Regions from separate parts of the Homo sapiens genome. Here region 1 is linked to region 2. Evidence: read pairs that join two places in POLR2A ChIA-PET (ENCODE). Cell type or tissue: A673. All regions are shown on one strand.

Region 1 (4,000 bases), 300 kb after region 2:
AAGTGCTGGGATTACAGGCATGAGCCACCACACCAGGCTAGACTCCATCTCTTGAGGGGGAGTGGCATGATTCTGAAAAAGCACCTGGGAGCAGAAAGGTTGCTGTGGCTGTTTTTGGAAAACACAGTCTGCTACACATGGCTAACTGGAGACCCGTGGAAGACTAGATAGGCTCTGAGATAGGTGTACTGCTTCATGGTTAGGCTACAAAGCCTGTGTCTTCATCCACTCAGGCTGCTATAACAAAACACCCTAGACTGGGTAATTTATAAATGACAGAAATTTACTACTCACAGTTCTGGAGTCTGGAAAGTCCAAGATCAAGGCACCAGCAGATTCAGTGGTCTGGTGAGGGAGTGCCCTGCTTCATAGATAGCACCTTCTTGCTGAGTCCTCACATGGAGGAAGGGGTGAACAAGCACCTTCTTTTGTGAGGATACTAATCCTATACATGAAGGCTCTGCCCTCATGAGCTAATCACCTCCTAAAGGCCCCACCTCTTAATATCATTGCATTGGGGATTGTTTCAATGTATGAATTCCCTGGACATGCCCCCATGTCCATGGGGACATGAACATTCGACTATGGCAGCCTCATAGCAAGCACTTAGGAGTTCTAGAAAGAATCAAGAGACCCAATCCCTACCCTTAAGGAGCCTACACTCTCAAGAGATACATAGATTTGGCCGTGATTAAAGGACACAAAACGGTGCACTGAGGAGTGGGCTGGGTAGCCAGTTCCCACCTGGATAGGGTGGACTAAACAGCCACTCAGTAGCCAGAGAGGAGTGGCAGGGAGGGTGTCCATACAACAAATACGGACCAGTCCCAAGCGTGGATCCTGTCCATCTGCTGTCCTTTCAGGGCTCCTGAGATGGCCCTCAGCCTCACCCTCCACTCCACCTCCCATAGACTCTGCAGAGGGAGCCACTAGTCTCAGGCTATGTCTGTTATCACAATGCGAGTACATCTGAGAGGGGCAATCCAGAACCTTTCGGGTGATACTACTTAACCACTGTGAGGAAATTTACAGACCTTTTCCAAAGAGTGGACTTCTAAAGGAGTAAGAAAAGTGAGGATGCTACCTGTGGGGGCACTACTACAGGGACAGTTACACAAAGGGAGGATGCCAGGCGGGCCAAACACCAGCAAGCATTTCTCATTTGCAACCTGAATTTTCAACCCTCTCCCAGACAACTTTGTGGAATAAAGCAATGTAGAGATGCACACAAGGGGTTGTACAAACTTGGAAGATGTTAGGGACCCCCCCCCCCGTGCCCACCCCGCCAACCACAGAAGCAACTGGCAAAACCTCTTTCCTCTTCAGGATTGCCCTGGAGGACACAGCTGGGAGAGAGTCAAGTGCAGATGTGCCAAAACTCTTTGGCTAATGAACTCATGCACGCATCCATGCATTCATTCATTCATTCACTTAATCATCTGTGTTGAGCTCCTACTATGTGCTTTGCACTTTAGAAATAAAAAGATCAGCTGGGCGGGGTGGCTCACGCCTGTAATCCCAGCACTTTGGGAGGCCTGAGGCGGGTGGATCACGAGGTCAGGAGTTCGAGACCAGCCTGGCCAACATGGTGAAACCCCGTCTCTACTAAAAATACAAAAATTAGCTGGGTATGGTGGCGCGTGCCTGTAATCCCAGCTACTCAGGAGGCTGAGGTAGGAGAACTGCTTGAACCGGGACCTGGGAGGCGGAAGTTGCGGTGAGCTGAGATCACACCATTGCACTCCAGCCTGGGCAACAAGAGTGAAACTCTGTCTCAAAAAGATAAATAAATAAATAAAAAGATCAATGAGCTATGGTCCTTGCCTGTCCTCTACCCTGTAGTCCCCTGGCTGGGTAATACTCTCACAGGCCCCTCTGTCAGCCCAGAGTGAAGGGCCATGAGGGTAGATTATAAGTGGGAGGGACTAGGGAAGTGGGCCAGAGGACACTGCTGCAGCCGTCCTGGGGTGGGGAGGCAGCAAAATCAGCAGGGCTCAGAGATCCAGTTCCCAAGAACTGTTCTCAAGATACAATGGGTTTCTTAACAAAATTGAAAAAGATAGCATCCTCTCACAGCCACTAATGATTCTAAGAAATATCAACAGTCCTCACTACCACATGATAATGACAGATACTACTTCAAGACAATTTAAAAAGGAATAATTCAAAACATCTAATGAAAACATGATGGAATAGTTATAAGGTACTAGACTGGCCTCCACATGGATCTAAGGATAGCCACTCCCTGCCCATTTGCAGTGTATCAAATTGCATGTAAGTGAGTCACCTCTCTTAGGAGGGGGCAATGAAGAGGCAGCGTGGGAGATGGCCGGTTTCTAATACTCCCACTTGGGTTCCATCCTCTCCACTCGTCTCCAGCAGAAGGAAGATAACGTGGAAGTCACTTGAAATGCACTTCATTAAAGTGCATTTCAATCCGAACCTCCCCCAAATGTATATAGATCATTTTTCTCCTTCAGCACCTCCTCTGTTATTCATTATTTTATCAGCATTTCAACTTGTCTTTAAATGTTCAGTGTCAGAGGTTTGCTTTGTGTCTGTGTTACTTGGTGAGCTTTGTTCCGCCAGTAATCAACTGGGGAGAGGCAAGTTCTCACTGTCTTTTGAATAAGTGGAAGGAGAGAGAGAGCTGGAAGAGTCCCAGATAGCAAAGTAGAGGCAGAAAATTGGTTCACAAAGGCAGAAGTTGGTCCACAGCTAAGGCTAGCCCACGTGAGTGTATTGGATAGCAAGTTTTCTCCCTGAAAATTAACGTATAAATCAAAGGTTTTTATATTAATAAGTAAAACCAATCGAAGATAAAACAGAAGATCCCAATTATGATAGTAAAGGAAATGAAAGTGTAAACTAACTAGACTCGTTAAAAAGAAGTCCAAAACCTATATGAGAAAAACGATAACACACTACTGAAACACATAAAAGTAGACTTGAACAACTGTAAAGAAATATATTCTTATTTAGGCAGATTCAGCATCATAAAGGAGTTAGTTCTCCCTAGATTAATATATAAATGATTGCAATCCAAAAAATAAAAATACCATCTTTTCTTGGAGGGGAGGAGTAGGCTAGATAACTTAATTTTGAAGTTCATTGGGATGAAGAAAAAAGGAAGAATATCCAGGAAAAATCCTCAAAAGAGAAGCAACTTGGAGGGAGGGGAGAACCCTATCAGCCCTACCAGACCTTAAGACATGTTATAAAGCCTCCATAGTTAAACAGCTTGGTAATGATGAATGAATAAAAAGACCAATGAAATGGAACACAAAATTCAAAAACAGACTTAATTGTGTATGGAAATTTCCATTTTGATGAAGGCAGCATCCTGAATGAGTGAGTGAAAGACGTGCTTTTTAGTAAGCTGTATTGGGATAACCAGATAACAAAATGGAAATGAAAACTCTGATGCACACACACAACTTGCATCACACTGTACACCTGCATAAGTCAAACTTAGATCACGTTGTACGCCAGTATAAATTCCAGATGTAATCATTATTTAGATGAAAGAAAATTAAACTGTGCAAATACTAGAAGAAAGCATGAGTAAATTCTACTAGAACCTGCGAATGGGGAAAATTTTCCTAGCTATGACTCAAAATCTAGAAATAAAAAGAAAAATACTAATGTTAGATTACATTTAAAAAAAAATGTGAACACCTTCATGGGAAATACTAAAAATACTAAAAAAGTAAAAAGTCAAATGACAAACTAGTAAAACTATATGTAACTTATTACAGAGAAAAGTTACTATAACTTATGTATTTAAAAAAAAACTTCTAAAAATACAGAAAAATGTAACAACGTTATACAAGATGTCAGTTCTCAGAAAAAGACCTACAAATGGCTCTTCTGTATGTGAAGAGATGCTCACTCTCTCATAAGAGGAATACAAATTAAAGTTAGACCAAAATACTATTTCTCACATATTAAATGCAGAAAACCCCAGCCGGGCACGGTGGCTCATGCCTATAATCCCAGC
Region 2 (4,000 bases):
GGTTCTGTCTGGATAATCCAGGACTATCCCTCCATCTCAAGCTCTCCAACTTATAACATCTTCAAAGTCTCTTTTGACATAGAAAGTCATAATCACAGGTTCAAGGCATTAGGACATGAGCATATTCAGGGTCACTATTCAGATAACCACAGTCCTTAATAGAATATTTAATATTAGCAAATTCAAGCCAAAAATATATTAAAAGGTAATAATCACAATTAAGTGTAATTTATTTAATCACATTAAGTGTAATGTAACCAGGACTGCAAGATTGGTTACATTTGAAAAATCAAACAAGGGTCTAGAAGGGAAGACGAGAAAACTCTATGGGGGTGTTAGAGACATTCTATATATTGACTGAGGTGTTAGTTATACAGGTGTATGCATGTATCAAAACATATCAAATTTAACATTTAATGCTACAATTTCCTGTAAGTGAATTTTACTAGAAGCAAAACAGAGCAAAATATCAAAACTAAAACTACCACCACCACCACCGCCACCACAATAAAAAAACCCAAACAGAAGCCAGACAATCATTCACAACTTTTGGGCACAGGCATCTAGGTGAGTGATGGTATTATTTACACCACTGAGGACAATTGGGAGGGAGCCAGGTTTGGAGGGAAACCAAGAATTCACTTGTGCACATGTCATATTTGAGATGAGATAGCCAAGTAAAATGTCAACCAGGCAGTTGCCTGTGGGGACGATGGGATGAGCTTGTGACTGGATGTAGGGACAAGGATGAGGGCCCAGTTTCTGGCCTGGGTGACTGTGTGGCTGAAGGGGCCCTTCACTTCGATGGACTTAAGAAGGAGGGTGGGCCGGGCGCGGTGGCTCACGCCTGTAATCCCAGCACTTTGGGAGGCCGAGGCAGGAGGATCACGAGGTCAGTAGATAGATACCATCCTGGCTAACACGGTGAAACCCCGTCTCTACTAAAAATACAAAAAATTAGCCGGGCGTGGTGGCAGGCGCCTGTAGTCCCAGCTACTCGGGAGGCTGAGGCAGGAGAATGGCGTGAACCCGGGAGGCGGAGCTTGCAGTGAGCCGAGATCGCACCATTGCACTCCAGCCTGGGCGACAGAGCGAGACTCCGTCTCAAAAAAAAAAAAAAAAAAAAAAAAAGATGGAGGGTAATGTGGTTCTCCCTGGGGCATCTGCCTACCTCTCCCAGCCAGGGGAATGCAGACAGTGACTGCTGGGCGGCATTCCCACTTCTCTGTGTTACAGCTGCCTTCAGCTGAGATGGGGCTCTAGGCAGCCAGCTGCCGGCTCCACCAGGAGCCCAGTGCTCAGGTCTGTACCCTGATCCTTTGCTTCTCACCAGCTGCTGCTGGCCCACTCACAATGTGGCCACCACGGAGACCACTCCACCTTTTCCCACCTCTCGACTCCCTGCTTGGGGCCTGCCCTGAGCCAGCTAGGCCCTTTTCCTAACACCAGCACCTCATGGAGCGCTGATCCATTAACTTGATATGATACATTCAGATGCAAGTGCTTGACACAGCCACTCTTTATCTCAACATTTTATTTGAAAATAACTTCACACTTACAGAAAAGTTCCATGAGTAATACAAAGAACACCCATAGGCCCTAAACCCAGACTCACATTTTCTCTTTATCACTTGTGCTCTCTCTCTCCATATATATTCTCTTTATTCTCAGTAGCGACATCCTATAACTTCACCGTGACCTCTGAAGGCACATACAGAACCATTGCTCCTACGTGAAATATTGAGTTAGGTTCCCCTAAGCTTCTGGTCACAATATTTTGTCCACTGATCTGTACATAACCTTATTTCTGCTTAAAAACACCTTTTTGATAGGTATTATTTATCCATTGATACATATTATTGATCACTGAACTCACGGTTGAGAGCGTTATAACTCATGCCAGAACAAAGCTTACCTAACACACACAGTTTCTCTGTAAAGCACATCACAGCCTTCTTGTGCTTCGGCACATTAGAGAGCATGTTGGCATTATGTTTGGGGGCTATTTTAAACAGCAAAATCACCAACAGAACACAGAAAAATGTTAAAAACATGGCACTAAATAGACCACGATAAGGACACGTGTTTATAGGATGAGAGCTGAAACAAGAAAGAAGGCGGAGTGTCATCTTGCTCTGCCTCAGCTGAGCATGTGTGCATCAGGTGACTTCAATTTTTTGCCACTGCTGCACATGTTGGCAAATTGACCACAAAAGCACCATGAGCATTGGTTTTGGGGTTACAAAGAAATTTCACCAAGGAGGTAAATTTACAAATATGGAATCCATGAACAATGATGATCAACTCTATGTGTGCCTGTGTGTATGTACATACTACCCCACTACCATATACTACTATGCTACTACTGAATACACACACACACACACACACACATAAATATATATGTAGGAAATGAGTACCTATGCATATACCTGTACATGTGCGCACACCTGTACAACATGCACATGTGCGCACACCTGTACAACATGCACATGTGCGCACACCTGTACAACATGCACATGTGCGCACACCTGTACAACATGCACATGTGCGCACACCTGTACAACATGCACATGTGCGCACACCTGTACAACATGCACATGTGCGCACACCTGTACAACATGCACATGTGCGCACACCTGTACATGCACATGTGCGCACACATGTACAAGTACATGTGCGCATACATGTACAACATGTGCGCATACATGTACAAGTACATGTGCGCATACATGTACAACATGTGCGCATACATGTACAACATGTACATGTGTATATGCATAGGTATTCGTTTCCCATATATACATGTGTGTGTATATATATGTATACACACACACACACACACACACACACACATACAGGTATATGCATAAGCATTCATTTCTTATTACTGCTATAACAAATTACCAGAGCCTTGGTGGCATTAAACAACACAACTTTACTCTCTTATAGTTCTGGAGGCCAGAAGTCCAAAATCAGCTTCACTGGGCTAACATCAAGGTGTCAGCCCTTGTTCCTTCTGAAGCTTCCAGAAGACGGTCCATTTCCTTGTCTTTGTCCTGCTTCTGAGGGCCACCTGCATGCCTTGGCTTGTAGCCCCTCACATCCATCACTACAACATCTTGCTTGCCACATCTCCTACTGCTCACTCTGATCTACTGCCTCCCTTTGAGAAGGATCCTTGGGATGACACTTAGGACCTAGCTGGATAATTCGGGCTAACCTCCCAATCTCCCAATCTCAAGATCCTAAACTTAATCAGATCTGCAAAGTCCCTTTTGCCATATAAGGTAACATGAAAAGTTTTGAGGACTAGAATGTGGATATTTTAGCCTACATACACACATACACTATATTACATACACACACGTATACATACACATACACACATATATACACGCATACACGTATATACTCACACACGTATACATACAAATGTATACACACACACACACACACACACATACTCACATGTAGTTTTTTTTCCCTGAACCATTTGAGAGTAAATTCCATACATCATGTCCTTTACCCTTAAAAACCTTAGCATGTATTTCCTAAGAATAAGAGCTTTCTCTTACATAACTATAGTATAGTTAAAAACATCAGGAAATTTTAAATAGATACAATACTTTAACCTATTGCTCTACTGTGATGTGCCAATTTTGTTAGCTGACCCAATGCCACCCTTTATAGCTTCATGTTTCCTTCAGTACAGGATCCTGCCTAGGATCACATATGGCATTTAGTTGTCACATCTCTTTATCTCTTATCTGGAAAATATCCTCAGCTTTTATTTGCCTATTGCAAAGTTGATTTTTCTTTTTCTTTTCTTTTTTTTTTTTTTTTTTTTTGATACTGGGTCTTACTCTGTCACCCAGGCTGGAGTGCAGTGGCATGATCTCAGCTCACTGCAGCCTCGACATCCCAGGCTCAAGTGATCCTTCCACCTCAGCACCCCCGAGTAGCTGAGACTGCAGTCAAGGACCACCATTCCTGGCTA

Evidence for each region. Peaks named below come from ENCODE experiments on the same cell type or tissue, not always from the same donor. Only the 100,000 strongest peaks of a DNase experiment are listed, where the experiment ranks them.
Region 1: POLR2A ChIA-PET joins it to region 2 with 7 read pairs; 3 of 35 experiments call an interaction of 5 or more read pairs at or near these places.

The regions. Positions count from the first base shown.
Region 1 is chr2:120,728,160-120,732,159 of GRCh38, reverse strand. All of the region lies in intron 2 of LOC124906073 (a long non-coding RNA gene), which reads right to left. It overlaps LOC124907881 (a long non-coding RNA gene), which reads left to right. Exons shown (of 2, transcript XR_007087221.1): 2 at 1-1,819. Among named protein-coding and RNA genes, the nearest start is that of GLI2, 5.7 kb to the left of the region's middle. In A673, no CTCF peak of the experiment used is centred here; a DNase peak (open chromatin) is centred at 2,289.
Region 2 is chr2:121,023,306-121,027,305 of GRCh38, reverse strand. No RefSeq gene overlaps it. Among named protein-coding and RNA genes, the nearest start is that of TFCP2L1, 260 kb to the left of the region's middle. In A673, no CTCF peak of the experiment used is centred here; no DNase peak of the experiment used is centred here; H3K27me3 peaks cover 357 bases.